4 separate regions of the Homo sapiens genome follow, and all the other regions are linked to region 3. The links are chromatin contacts, found by Hi-C or POLR2A ChIA-PET in ENCODE. All regions are on one chromosome and are shown on one strand. Each heading gives the region's core, a stretch centred on a gene start or an enhancer-like site at or near the end of the contact. The rest is flanking DNA. Distances are from core to core; before and after follow the strand shown. Region 1 overlaps PTPN5 (protein tyrosine phosphatase non-receptor type 5). Region 2 holds the start of GTF2H1 (general transcription factor IIH subunit 1). Region 3 overlaps PLEKHA7 (pleckstrin homology domain containing A7). Region 4 holds the start of INSC (INSC spindle orientation adaptor protein).

Region 1 (3,150 bases), core at 390-2,889, 1.9 Mb after region 3:
GCACAGCAGTGAATATTGTTCTTGCTATATTGTGAATGGGGGGTCCAGAAAGATTCAGTAGCTTGTCCATGATCATCTACTGGTAAGTGGTGGGGCCAAGCTGAGGTCCAGAGTCCCTGTTCTTGACTAGCACATAATACTGTCCTGGGAGGGTGGGAACTGTTTTCAGTTTGGATTTCTGTTCAATCTCTAGTGCTTACAACAGTGCCCAGCACATGTAGGTGCTCAATCAGTAGTGACAGAATGAAGAAATGAGTGAATACATGCTGGACATGGAGGATGCAGAAATGAAACAGAGAGGTCCTTGCCTTCAGAGAGCTCATGACCCCATGGAGGAGGCAAATAATTACTGCAATCCCCTATCAGGACAGCATCGTGGGAGTCTAGAGGGTCACACAACTTGCTCGGCCTCTGCAAGCAGGACTTCCCAGAGGAAGGACACAGATAGGGACAGGCACAGGGACGTTGTCTACCTCCTCCAAACTCCTGTCTGGAACAAACGCACCTAAACTCTTTCTGCCTCAGTCCACAGGGTGCCAGAAGATGACAGTGGCTCCATGGGGACAACAGAGGCAGAACAAGGTAGCGGTGACGACACGGGCTACTGAGAGAGACTGCCTGGAGTGAATCCTCCCTCTACCAGCTAAGTGACCTTGGACAGACTGCCTAAGCTCCCTGGGCCTTGGTCCTCTCATCTGTAAGAAGGGGTAGCAAATGACACTGATTTCCTAGGATATTCCATGACCAAAACTCTTCTATTCTACACTGGTTGCTTGCTTTTGGGGAGAAATGGGAGAGAACATTGGGATTTAACCTATTATGCTTATTACTGCAGCCTCTCTGCTGCGGCTTCATCCCATTTTGCAGAAGCAGCTCAGAGCTGAAGTTGTCCATGAACTTTCCTTAGGGAAGGGACTATGTCTGTTTTATTTACCTCTATATATCTAGCACCTAGTACCTGAGACCTAGTAGGTGCTCAATAAGTACTTGAGTGAATGACTGAGTGGTTACATTTATTTATTCCCCCAGGACACTTGTGAGGATAAATATTCATATTGCTATTGTTTCTGCTCACAGATGAGGGACTGGAGCTCCAGCAAGGTTAAGTGACTTGTGCATAAACACACAGCCTGAAGCAGAACAGGCGGACTCAAACGCCAAATCCCATGCTCTTTCTTCCTCCACACCGTGCTACTCTCTGGACTCCTATTCATCCTGTCCTATTTTCTGCAGATTTCTTCTAGTCAGTGGTGCCATCCCTGATTGTAGAGTCATCTCCGAATTCTATGACTCATATCTGAATCACAGAACTGTTTAATAGTTGAAGGGGACTTCTGATGTCATCTGGACCTCCCATCCATTGTGGAAATTTCCTCTCCATTGTCTATCTATCTAGTACTTGAATGCCTCCTGTGACGGAACACGCATTTCTTCCTCTGGAATTATTGAGTTCTATGACTGGACCACTTTTAGAGTCAGAGAGTTCTGCGTCTATGGGCCAAAGGCCTGTTTTTAATTTCAATGCCTTGGGCTTACGTCATCCTAAGATACACAGAATAGATCTGCTGCCCCTTCCGCAAGACAGCCATTCAGATATTCAGGAAGTTCTCACATCTTTTCAGAGAATTCTCTTCTAGACAGACGGTCCCATCTTAGACCGTCTCAACAGGCTGTCCCAAGTGTTTTGAGCAATGGCACCCCCTACTGGTTAAGGTATGAACTGCATCAAAGGGCTTCCTCAGGAGCTGGGGCACTGAGTGTGGTGTGAATAAAATACCACTTATTTTGAAGAGTCATCGCTTTAGACTCATACCTGGTTGTTTCCAATGTCTATCTTAAAGAGTATCACGTGAAGACTCCATTCTAAGGTTCCTTGCCAATCATGAGGTCTCTGAAAAGCTACAGGTTTGGAATTTCAACGTTAGAGTTCAAAAGACTTGTCTTTGTTTTGTTTTGTTTTGTTTTGTTTTTTTGGAGACGGAGTCTTACTCTGTCGCCCAGGCTGGAGTGCAGTGGCGCGATCTCGGCTCACTGCAAGCTCTGCCCTCTGGGTTCACGCCATCCTCCTGCCTCAGCCTCCCAAGTAGCTGGGACTACAGGCGCCCGCCACCACGCCTGGCTAATTTTTTGTATTTTTAGTAGAGACGGAGTTTCACCATGTTAGCCAGGATGGTCTCGATCTCCTGACCTCGTGATCTGCCCGCCTTGGCCTCCCAAAGTGCTGGGATTACAGGCATGAGCCACCGCACCTGGCCCAAAAGACTTGTCTTCTAACAAAATGTTCAGAAGGAGAGATATGAAAATATATGCTATGTTACAGGATTATGGCGATTTTTCTTTTTTTATTTGTATTTATTTTCTAATATTTTGACAGTTAACCTTTTGTTATAAGAAGGAAAAGAACAATAAAAACTTATAAAAAAATGTAAAACTCTCCCCCCACCCCTTCTTTTTCTTCCTTCTGAGGCTGTTTATCATGGCGTGGGTCATGGGGCTACAACTGGGACGAGCTGCCACCCTGTGGGCAAGAGTGCCTTGGTAATATCTCCACGGTGGCTGCAATGGCTTGGCTCCCTGCAACTGTGGTCAACTGGACTCAAGCAGCACAGTTTCACCCTCAAGCCGGGCTTCTCAACAGGGAGGTCAGGTAGTTCTCCACATCCCCCACCCCATCCTTGGCTCATGCTGCCTTCAGGTTTTGCTTCCTACCCTTACCTCTTGAAGTCAGCCCAGCCCTGAATGGTCAGTGGTCATTCCCTAGGAGCCCTGTACTCCTCAGCTCTTCGTCCTTCTTTTCACTTCCTAGCACACCTTCAATTGCCTGCTCTTCCCTCCATGTGAGCCTAGAGCAGCTCCAAGTGATAACAGGTCAGAAGGCATCAGGGATTAGAAAAACAAGTCCCCATTTAAACGAAGAGCTATGGAGCAGCTGCATGGATATTCTTGCGCAAGTTCACAGCTAGCTAGGCTTTACTCCAGCCCCAGCTTCAGCCGGGGCATTGTCTCTCCATTCTGAGGTCTGGGAGGAGCTGGGTGCTGAGAAGACTCACCCGGTAGCCTCTCACTGCAGCACATGTCCAGGGCCCCTCCCTCGGAGTCATCAGCAGCGTGGTTCTCTCTCTCACTCCTGCAGCAGGATGGAAAAGGTAA
Region 2 (3,442 bases), core at 34-2,533, 1.4 Mb after region 3:
GACTCTTTTTTTCTTTTTCATTCCATAAACTTGCTGTGCCTCCATGGTTTAATATATGATGTTTATGGAATCTTCCCCCATTTACCAAAACCCTACCTTTCTGCAAAGCTGAGTTTAAATGTTACTTCTGTGAAGGCACTCTACCAAAAACTAAGAACATAGAAGTTGGCGACAAATGCTTAACCAAAGTAAATGAAACAACTTTTGGGAGACTGGCTTGCCCAAGGATCACAGAGTTCATAAATGGTAGAGCTGAGATTAGAATACGCGTCTCCTGAATCCAAATCTCATCTTTCCATTATCGTAAAATAGTTCAGTGTTTGTTGCTCACACATCAAATGCAAACATGTTTCTCTTTTGCCCCAGTAGGTGCGTGGAGGAAGAGGAGAAAGAAGTAAGAAAGATAGCAAAAATTGAAGAAATGAGAAGGGGAAGTTGCAGACTGCCTCATTTTCACAATGGGATCTTTCTATCCAAGAAGAAATGATCAGAAAACAACTCTCTGCCTCAGACAAATGGCGACTGACTCATTTATACATTCATTCATTCAACATTCTGAGTGCCTACTATGTTCCAGGACCTGAACACACCGCTAGAGACACAGGGATGAACAAAACACAATCCCTACCCACAAAAAGCTCCTTGCCTAGTGGAACTACTACCTTTTTAACAGCAGTAACTTTAATATCTTGAGATTTCTTGAGAGGAGACCCAGTAACCAATTTTCAAAGCCAGGCTCACAGACCAGCAGCCCGGAGGTCCCAGCCCAGCTCCACCACATCCAGGGCAGTACCTCGCAGCTCTCAGTAGATCGGATCTTGTCTCCCGGCTTAGCGCCGGGGAACTCACCGCGCACTAAGAGCGGAACGTGAACTTCAGTCTCCCCTCGCGTTCCTCCCCTTCCTTGCTGACGTCATCCAGGAGAGCCGCAGACTGGAAACAACGCTACTAACGGCACTTCCTCATCACGTGACGAGTCACGCCCCTCCTTCCGCGTGGTCCCTCCCCCTCAGGCCGCGGTCGCGATTACGCTCTCTACGGCCTGCGACCGCAGGGCCGTTGCGGGCTGGAGACACGGCGCCGACTGGAACCGGAGGAGCTCTAGGCCAAATGGTTGGGCCAGCCAGGATCCCAGGACCCTTCGCCGCTCGAGACCGGAGAGAGGAAACGAAACAGGCGGGAACCCGTGGGGGAGGGAGGGAACTAGCGGAAGGTGTCATGGCGGCCGCGCTCTTGAGTCACGTGCCCAGGGCCCGCCTTGCTACTTCCGGTCACGTGCCCTCAGACTCCTCGCAGCCAGCGATGGAGGCGAGACCCCCTAGTAACAGAGGCGGTGGCTACTGCTGCGGCCACTGGGTTTCGGCCTCTTCCCAGCAGCGGCTCTAAGAAGCGCAGCGGAACTCGACCGGATCCAACCCAGTTAGTTACTTCCTGTCTAGAGTTGTAGCTTCCACCTGGTAAGTTTAGACCGAAGAATGCAGGCGGGCGGGTGGGTGGGCGGGTGAGGAGCTGACAGGCCTGGGGGCCGCTGGACGGCGTGGATTCTACCCCTGTTCCCAGCGTCGCTGTCGCCGTCCTCCCAACGCCCAAGCCTGGCGTCTTGTTTGCCCTTATCCCGAGGCGAGGAAGAGGCGACCCCTAATCTACTTGTCTAAAGGAAACCTGCTCTTAAATTGAGAGCAGGTTTACCCAAAGCCAGGATCAGATTTGGCTTATGAGAATGAAGTGGAGGCCTCTCCCAGACAGAGAAGCCCTTCCCGTCAGGAAATGTGCTGTTGAGTCTGGGATTCTGTAAGAGAAAAGCTGTCACCTTGTTGTCTGCACACCTTTTGCTTCCACCTGTCAATCTTACCTCTCTTAAAAACCTTAACACGTGCCAGTCCACACACTCCTAGTTTTGGTCATTTGATTGTCGTGTAATGATGAAAAATAGACCATGAGTACCTGGATATATGTAATTATTTTGTAAATCCCCCAGTGTTCTCAAAGGCCAAATTAAATAAGGAGGTGACTTTTCTTATTTTTTTTTAAGAGACAGAGTCTTGTTCTGTCGTCCTGGCTGGAATGCAGTGGCGTGATAATAGCTCACTGTAACCTCGAATTCCTGGGCTCAAGCGATTCTCCTGCCTAGACCTCCCAAAGCGCCAGAATTATGCTACAGTGCCTGGCCCCAAATGACTCCTAAACTCCAATTTTAGCATCAGTAAAATGGGGATGGGGAAAGAAGATATGAAAAATACACCCTTTGTCCATTTGAAGACCCAGTCTTAAAAACAAAAACAAAAAAAAAACTGAGTGGTTTGAATGAAATGTGCTTTGCAGTGAGTATTGACTCCATACAAACCAATATCCAGACTTGTGATTTTCAAACATTTTAAAGGAGTGGAACAATTTCTCCCCATGAATTTTTATCTGGAACCCAATATATAAAGCAGCATGCTCTGGTGGAACTAAATTTAAAAGGGCCAGGCCCCACCACCCCACTTAACTTCTATCCTAGAGGCCACTCCTTGGAACACAGTTTGAAAACCACTGAACTGGACTTAGGTAATTAAGCCAAAGTTGCCAACCTTAAGATTTTTTAAAAGACAAAACCAGAGCAGTTGAGATGGAGAGGTCACAACCGCAGGGAAGGTAACCTCTAGTAGCAGGCCTTGGACTTAGAGAAGGACTAAACTCTGGAGAGAACTTTGTACCTGTTAGCAGGCTTAAGTCCCTCATTCAGAAAGGAGAAAAAAGAGATGGTCTGCTATCCTCACTCAGCCGACATTTTTTTTTTTTTTTGAGACGGAGTTTTGCTCTTGTTGCCCAGGCTGGAGTGCAATGGCGCGATCTCTGCTCACTGCAACCTCCATCTACCGGGTTCAAGGGCTTCTCCTGCCTCAGCCTCCCCAGCGGCTGGGATCACAGGCGCACGCCACCATGCCTGGCTAATTTTTGTATTTTTGGTAGAGACGGGGTTTCACCATGTTGACCAGGCCATTCAGCCGACTTGTAGCAGTGCAACAGATTGGTAAGTTTGAGTCTCTCTTAGGTGATATAAAATACACATTGCAGTACAAATGTGAAAAAAAATCAAAGCAAATTCAGAGAGGGCTTTTGAAAAATACTAGGAAACTTGGTGCAGTGTGGGAGAAGAATCAGTTAAAAGTAGTGAAGCCAGCGACCAGCACCAGTCCTGGGTTGTGAATGCTTCCTGTGTGTACTGCCCTCAAGGCTTGTAACTTCTCCCTGCTGGTACCATGTGTCCTGCCCTCTGATAACCTGCTTCTCTGTGCTATTTTATTCCCTACCATCAGAATGTTGTCTGGCATACCTTGAGCTTTCCTAGCATTTTGGCCACCATTTATCTCTGCCTTATGCATACTGCTGATAGAGATGTCTTTGTGCCCTTCCTTTCTCTTTCCTGCCTTCAGTGTGGCAGTATCAGCCATTGACCTAG
Region 3 (3,379 bases), core at 139-2,638:
CAGGCTGGAGTGCAGTGGCGCGATCTCAGCTCATTGTAACCTCCACCTCCCAGGTTCAAATGATTCTCCTGCTCAGCCTCCCTAGTAGCTGGGATTATAGGCGCCCGCCACCACAGCCAGCTAATTTTTTTATTTTTAGTAGAGACAGGGTTTCACCCCATGTTGGCCAGGCTGGTCTCGAACTCCTGACCTCAGGTGATCCGCCTGCCTCGACCTCCCGAAGTGCTGGGATTACAGGCATGAGCCACTGCACCCAGCCATGATGTTCTTTTTGTATGACCCAATGGGATACATATTTTATGAAACATTTTTGGTTCCCTACTTATAAAAAATAATATATACTCCTTAGAGAAAAATGGAAAAAAGCTGTCTAGGAAAGCAGAGAGCTGAAGAAAAAATAAATCAGCTCTAGGCTCACCAGCCAGACAATAGGCTGAGAGCTCAATATTTAATTTTGTGCTAAATTAAATCCATTTTTTCACTTTACTATAGTGAAGACAAACTAATATAAGCCAAAAGTTTGAGAAAACTGCATGGGGGTTTATCCTTTCTCCTCTAAATTCCACCACTAGCAACTCATTTATTTAGGTAAGCATTATCCTTCCCAATATGTCTTTTCTCTTTTTTCGGGGGTGGGAAGGAACAGCTTTATTGAGATAGAATTCACATGTCAAACAATTCACTTAAAGTGTACAGTGTAGCTGGGCATGGTGGCTCACGCCTGTAATCCCAGCATTTTGGGAGGCCAAGGCCGGAAGATAGCTTGAGCTCATGAGTTCAAGCCCAGCCTGGACAACATAGCAAAACCCCATCTCTACAAAAAATACAAAAAAATTAGCTGGGTATGGTGGTGCACGCCTATAGTCTCAGCTACTCAAGAGGCTGAGGTGGGAGGATGGTTTGACCCAGGAGGTGGAGGTTGCAGTGAGTGGAAATCACACAGTGCACTCCGGCCTAGGCAGAAGAGCCAGACCTTGTCTCAAAATATAATAAAAATAAAGTATACAATGCAATGGCTTTTAGTATACTGAGAGTTATACGATCATCACCCCAATCAAATTTAAAACATTTCATTGCCCTAAATGGAAGTCCCATACTCTCTAGCGATCACCCCAGCTCCAGCCCTAGGCAGCCATAAATCCACTTTCTATCTCTCTGGATTTCCCTATTCTGGACATTCCATATAAATAGGCTTAGACACTAGGTCATCTTTTGTGACTGGCATCTTTCATTTAGCATAATGTTTACAAGGTTCATTGTTGCGTTCTTGTTGTAGCATGTACCAGTACTTCATTCCTTCCTATGGCCAGATAATATTCCATTATATAGACACACCACATTTTATTTATCCACCCATCAGTTGACGGACTTTGGGTTTTCACTTTGAGGATATTATGAATCATGTAGCTATGAATTGCGTACAAGTTTTTGTGTAGGTGGACATGGTTTCACTTCTCTTGGGTATATACCTAGGAATGGAATTCATGACTCATATGGTAACTTTACGTTTAACCTTTTGAGAACGTGCAGCTGGCTTCCAAGGTGGCTCCACCATTTTACACTTCTACCAGCAGTGCATCAGTGTTCCCACTTCTCTACGCCCTCACCAGCACTTCTAAAGTATCTGTCCTTTTTAATATAAACATCCTAGGGTGTGTAAAGTAGTATTTCATTACGGTTTTGTTTTGCATTTCCTTGATGGCTAATGATGCTGAGCATCTTTTCATTTGCTTATTGGTCATTTGTGTATCTTCTTTGGCCCAGCTTGTCTTTTAAACTGCAAGTACCTCTGGACAGAGACACTCCCTGAATTCAAATGTTACTTATTAGCTGAATTATCCTAGGCAAGTCATTTAACTTTTATTAGCTTCAGGTTCCTTCTCTGCAATGTAGAGATAATATTAACTACCCAACAGATGTGAGGATTGAAATAACACAGGTAAAGGACTTAGCAGACAGCTGGGCACACAATAAACAGTCAGCAAGTGACAGTTATTATTAACAACACCCTTATTCACACTTTACAATCCATAAATGCTTTGAAACAGCTCTTCCCATAAGGAGAGAGCCTAAGATCTGGGACAGAGAAGTTGGGAGCAAAGGGCAAGGGGAGCTCAAAAGAGTTGAATTAAAAGGAAAATGAAAACAATTACTTATGGGCCATTTTCACAGTCTTGTTTTAGTTATCATTGCCAAAGGTCAGCCTAGAGCCTACTCCTGCACCCTTCCAATCATGATGTAAACACCTAGTTCACTGTATTAAATCCATTTCTGTTTAGAAAAGCGAGAATAACTTCTCACTACTGCTACTGAACCCTGACTGAACAGGAAGGAAGGAAGGTCTTAGTCACAGCTCTATAATTACAGCCATGCACACGGCCTGGCATATAACATTAGGTGATCAGTAGCTGAAGTGAACCAAATGGAATCAATGAGTACATTAATGAATGGAATGAATAAATGGGCAAACAGAGCATGTTTGGGATGTTTGCTCAGTTAGGTGAATGAGGATCCCCTCATCCAGAGGGTCCCAGGGAAGGCTGAGATCAGTTCCCAGGACTGGCAGCCAAGGTTCTCATTGACCATCCATAACCCATCACCATTGCACAGACGCCTACATTAGAATATCTTTCATTTTTTTGTTGCCAACACTCAGGGATTATGGATTGTAGAGAATGCTGTTTTCCTGTATTTCTTAAAGTCATGAGAAGGTGAAAAGGCCTCCACTGTGCTTCTTGGCATATAAATAACTCACAGCATAAAGAAAGGGGAGTCAATGGTTCCAAATTCAAAATAAAGATAGGCTCTTCTCACAACGTCCAAATTACAGAGTCCTCCAGGCAGAAATAGAGACATCTTTCAAAGAAATTCTATTTGCCCATTCAATTCCAAAAGACATAATCAAACTAAGAAAACTCTTCCATGCCTTCCACAAATTGATTTAGTTTCAGCAGCCACCTGGGGCAGCACACAGTCAGACAGCAAACAGGCCTTTCAGTTTTTGTCCTTCTTGCCATGTTCTCTTCCTTCAGAGACTGGAAAAGGATCGCTGCAACTTCATTCTTCAACATGGTACAAAGATACAGCCTGCTCTACATTCCTGCTGTACAATTCTGCAAATCACTATCTTTCCCTCAGATCTTTCACAGCCAAAATTGTAGAACCCTCTCAAAAACCTTCAAGCTATCAGAGTATGACAGGTTTCGATTTTGCAGTCCATTTTGGGCTCCCTCTTGACAGGCCTTCATTGGCTTAAAACATTTGTTATTCTTACGTGCTATCATTTATTGAAATCATTTACAGAACATTCCTTCACACATGTCACCTCATTCTCCATGCACAAGCAACATCTGAGTGCCTGCTCTGTACCCATCCATTG
Region 4 (3,153 bases), core at 151-2,650, 1.8 Mb before region 3:
AGTCTGTAAGACTGTGGTTTCAGTGGTAATGCCCAGCCAGGCGGCACCAAGCCCTGTCCCCAGCCCTAGACAGCACTTGTTGAAACAGGAACTGAGGCCCCTCTCAGGGAACTTGGGGAGTAGAATCAGGCTGTTCTGGATGACTGGAGGGTAGAGTTGAAGCTGGCTTGTCTGAGAGGAATGATTTGGCCACCTTCTGAGCCCTGGGCCCCCAGAGAGCTGAGGAGGAGAGTTAATATCAGAGAGCTACTGTGTGTGTTCGAGTCCAGGGAGCAGCAGTTAGCTTCAGCCAGAGCCTGAAAAAAGAAATAGAGATTATTAGCATTAAGGAAGAGAAGGCTGCAGTGGGACCTCGGCGTGGTCGTTTTGTCATGGGGACTGAGTTGAGCTCCTTCTCCCTGAATACATATTGTGAGCAAATTGACATAGTTTGCATGTGAGAGATTTAGGTTAGATGTCAAGGAGATCTTTCTGTCAGTAAGAGAGTTCAAGCTTTGGAACAGGGCTCAAGGGAGACCAGGGGCTGCCTTTGCTTGAGGACCTCCAAGAATAGGTCAAGATTCTCTGGGCTCTGGGAGCCTCATAGCAAGATGGCGGAGGCGGGGGAGGGGGAGTTGTATGAAATGATCTGGAAGCTTTCTTCCAGGTCAAAAATGCCACATTCCCGAGCTTTTGGGTAGGAATCAAGTTCCTCTAGATTTAGCTATTTGACAGAGTCCAGGACGGGGGTGGGGGGTGGGGGGTGGGGTCTGATCTTATGTGCCGAAGTTAGAAGGAGTTTCTGCAACAACCCCTCGTCATTTTTGGCAGGTCCAAGATGTGGAGGGTGACTTAGGTGTGTGTGAGCAAGGTTCCAGAGGGAAGCACCTGCGGTGAATAAACCGTCTCATTCTAGGCGTTTGGGGTCTATCAAAGCTGGGTGGCTTCCTCCTTCCTAGCAAGTGAACTGCACCCAAATCCCTCCTTGTTTTGTTTCAGCTCCAAGGGAAACGATCGCGGCACATTCCCTTCCCCTCTCCAGATGTTGGCATGCGGGGCACCTTGTGGGCGACCCCGCCTGGACGGCTTCGCGGCTCCCGGGCGATCACCCTGGTGCCTGCCGCCTGGCCCGGGGGAGCCCGGTCTCTAATTAGGCCTGACCGCGTCCCCATTCCAGCGCTCCTGCAGATGGGAGGGAGGGCCATGTTTCCCCCCCCAGGGGCACCGAAATAGCCTCGTAGTCCCGCGGAGACAGCAGGCAGCCGTGGCTGACGCGGGACCAAGGCTTGGCAGGGAGCGCGCTGCTGTGGAAGGTCCTTGGGAGGCTGCGACCGCCTCGGAGAGGGCGGGCGGGGGAGAACGGGGCGGGGGGTGGGGCGGGGGCCAGGGGCGGCCTCTCGGGCTGGGCCGGCAGAGCGGCCACTTTGCGCGCGGCCTCTGGAGCTCCAGCTGCGCCCCGCCACCACTGGCCGCTCGCACTACCAGCCTGTCTCGCACGCTAAGTAAGTAGACAGCTCCCCTAGCTGGATTCAGGGGGCTGGTGATGCCTCTGCTAGCCTAGTTGGGAACAGTGCAGGTTTGTCACTAATTGGATAGTAGGTGTAAGTGTGTCAGTGGGAGTGCTTGTGAAGGGGAGCTTGCGCCAGTGTGAGGGAGTGTGTCTGGATGGGATGTCCACATGTGGAATTTTCTAGCATGTGCCCCAGGGTGCGAGTGTGGGTGAACGAGTGTGTCAGAGTGTGTGGTGGCCTGGAGTGGGCCACAGGTATTTGCCTGTGTGGCACCTGCTGCCCTGGGTGCACTGTGTCTGTACCTGTGGAAATGCCTGTGTGTGTGGCAGGAAGGCCCCCAGGTGGGCTGAGCCAGTCCACATGTGGATGAGTGGATGTGCCAGTGTGAACCCAGGAAGGCAGAAATTGGGGCTAGGGAGTGTTATCTGAACTCAGGCTTTCTAAGGTGACCTGACTTGTCCCAGCTGGGGTGTCTTCTCTGTGGGTCATTCAGCTTTGGTTTCTCAGGGCTTGGAGAAGGACAGAAGCTCAGAGCCCTCACACAACACTGGAGTGAATGTGGCTCTGACTAACCCCATCTGGCTAGACCAGGGTCAGGGAGACAGCTTGGGAGACCCCACTCTTAAACCAGGAGAAGAGACAGGAGGCCAGGGGATGAGTGGACCATATGGCCATGGCCACCCACAAACACTCGCAGTGCACCCACGCTTACATGCTCAGCATACACACATTCCTGTCCATGTGCACCAGTCTTGCACACACTCTTCTCAGGATAGCCATGCAACCATTCACACTTTCAACATGTATACCTGTGGACAACGACATGTATGCAACATGCACCCACTTTGTTCAATGCATATGCGCAAATGTATCCCTGGTGTGGCCCCACCCTCAGCCGCTAGCCTCCTCCCACTTTTGCCCCTTTTAATCTATATATTATACCTCTGACAATGGGTCCAAGAAACTGGCCTCAGTGGGGAATATTTTAAGTCAGGGACTTTGGCTGTGGGGGTCAGGGCAGATGGTGATGTGGTGCCTTTGAGGGGTTCCATTGAATCTGAAACTGAGGCTGTCCATGGAGCTCAGCCAGAGAGCATCTTGTCCCTTTAGCTCTGGGACTTAGAAGCACTGTTCGCCCTTTTAGAAGTGAAAACTTCCAAACACTGCCTTTGGAAGGCAAGCCAGGTCAGGCTGGGATCTGACATGGAGCTCAGCATATATAATTTGCTCCATGCTGTAGTTTATACTCTGGATTACACTTGCTGCAGAGAAGCAGTGACCTTTCTGGGTTGGGTCCCAAGGCAACCATTTGGCAGGGAGGACAGTGAATTGAGCTGGGTTGATTCTTTCTCTTCTTTGGTTTCGTTCAACCCTACTTTGAGTCTCCCTCCCACAGGCTGGTGGAGGGATGGCATTTGCTCTGCTCCTTTCCTTTCTTCCAGTGGTTATCTTTTTTTCTGGACAGAATCTTCTCCATGACCTCCTCCCCCTGGTGACCACTGGGCACACACTATACAGCGCTTGGAAGAGTAGGTGCCCTAAAATACCAGCTGAGTGGTGGTGTTATTCTTCTTAGTAGAGCTTCTAGACCTGTCCCATCCTGGCTATTCTCTTCTGAATACTTCAGTGAGGTACCCAGACTAAATGTGCTCTTTCAGCTGGG

The links. A loop is a pair of places that touch in the nucleus more often than their neighbours do. ChIA-PET counts read pairs that join two places held with the same protein, here RNA polymerase II (POLR2A). Pooled maps may share reads with other maps.
Region 1: a map with no recorded cell type shows a loop between it and region 3 (8-fold over the local background). The contact joins two enhancer-like sites. A Hi-C loop is called at or near these places in 6 of 37 single-sample maps with no recorded cell type and 4 of 50 pooled maps.
Region 2: a pooled map shows a loop between it and region 3 (6-fold over the local background). The contact joins the promoter of GTF2H1 here to the enhancer-like site in region 3. A Hi-C loop is called at or near these places in 2 of 37 single-sample maps with no recorded cell type and 3 of 50 pooled maps. POLR2A ChIA-PET finds 5 or more read pairs at or near these places in 1 of 52 experiments (activated T-cell).
Region 4: a loop to region 3 is called in a pooled map, with 6 times the contacts of the local background. The contact joins the promoter of INSC here to the enhancer-like site in region 3. A Hi-C loop is called at or near these places in 2 of 37 single-sample maps with no recorded cell type and 3 of 50 pooled maps.

Annotation. Positions count from the first base shown.
Region 1 is chr11:18,762,757-18,765,906 of GRCh38, forward strand. It overlaps PTPN5 (protein tyrosine phosphatase non-receptor type 5), which reads right to left. Exons shown (of 15, transcript NM_006906.2): 3 at 3,051-3,127. Among named protein-coding and RNA genes, the nearest start is that of PTPN5, 27 kb to the right of the region's middle. Within about 2 kb of position 1,640, at least 3 of the 41 ENCODE cell types and tissues checked have a DNase peak (open chromatin) inside an H3K27ac peak, as active enhancers do.
Region 2 is chr11:18,321,284-18,324,725 of GRCh38, forward strand. It overlaps GTF2H1 (general transcription factor IIH subunit 1), which reads left to right and starts at 1,284. Exons shown (of 15, transcript NM_005316.4): 1 at 1,284-1,457. HPS5 (HPS5 biogenesis of lysosomal organelles complex 2 subunit 2) reads right to left here and starts at 857. Exons shown (of 23, transcript NM_181507.2): 1 at 663-857. RefSeq lists enhancers at 355-1,304, 442-1,641, 532-831, 842-1,261.
Region 3 is chr11:16,900,888-16,904,266 of GRCh38, forward strand. The region is part of intron 3 of PLEKHA7 (pleckstrin homology domain containing A7); the gene reads right to left. Among named protein-coding and RNA genes, the nearest start is that of SNORD147, 23 kb to the right of the region's middle. Within about 2 kb of position 1,389, at least 7 of the 41 ENCODE cell types and tissues checked have a DNase peak (open chromatin) inside an H3K27ac peak, as active enhancers do.
Region 4 is chr11:15,113,523-15,116,675 of GRCh38, forward strand. It overlaps INSC (INSC spindle orientation adaptor protein), which reads left to right and starts at 1,401. Exons shown (of 13, transcript NM_001042536.3): 1 at 1,401-1,481. RefSeq lists an enhancer at 575-1,108.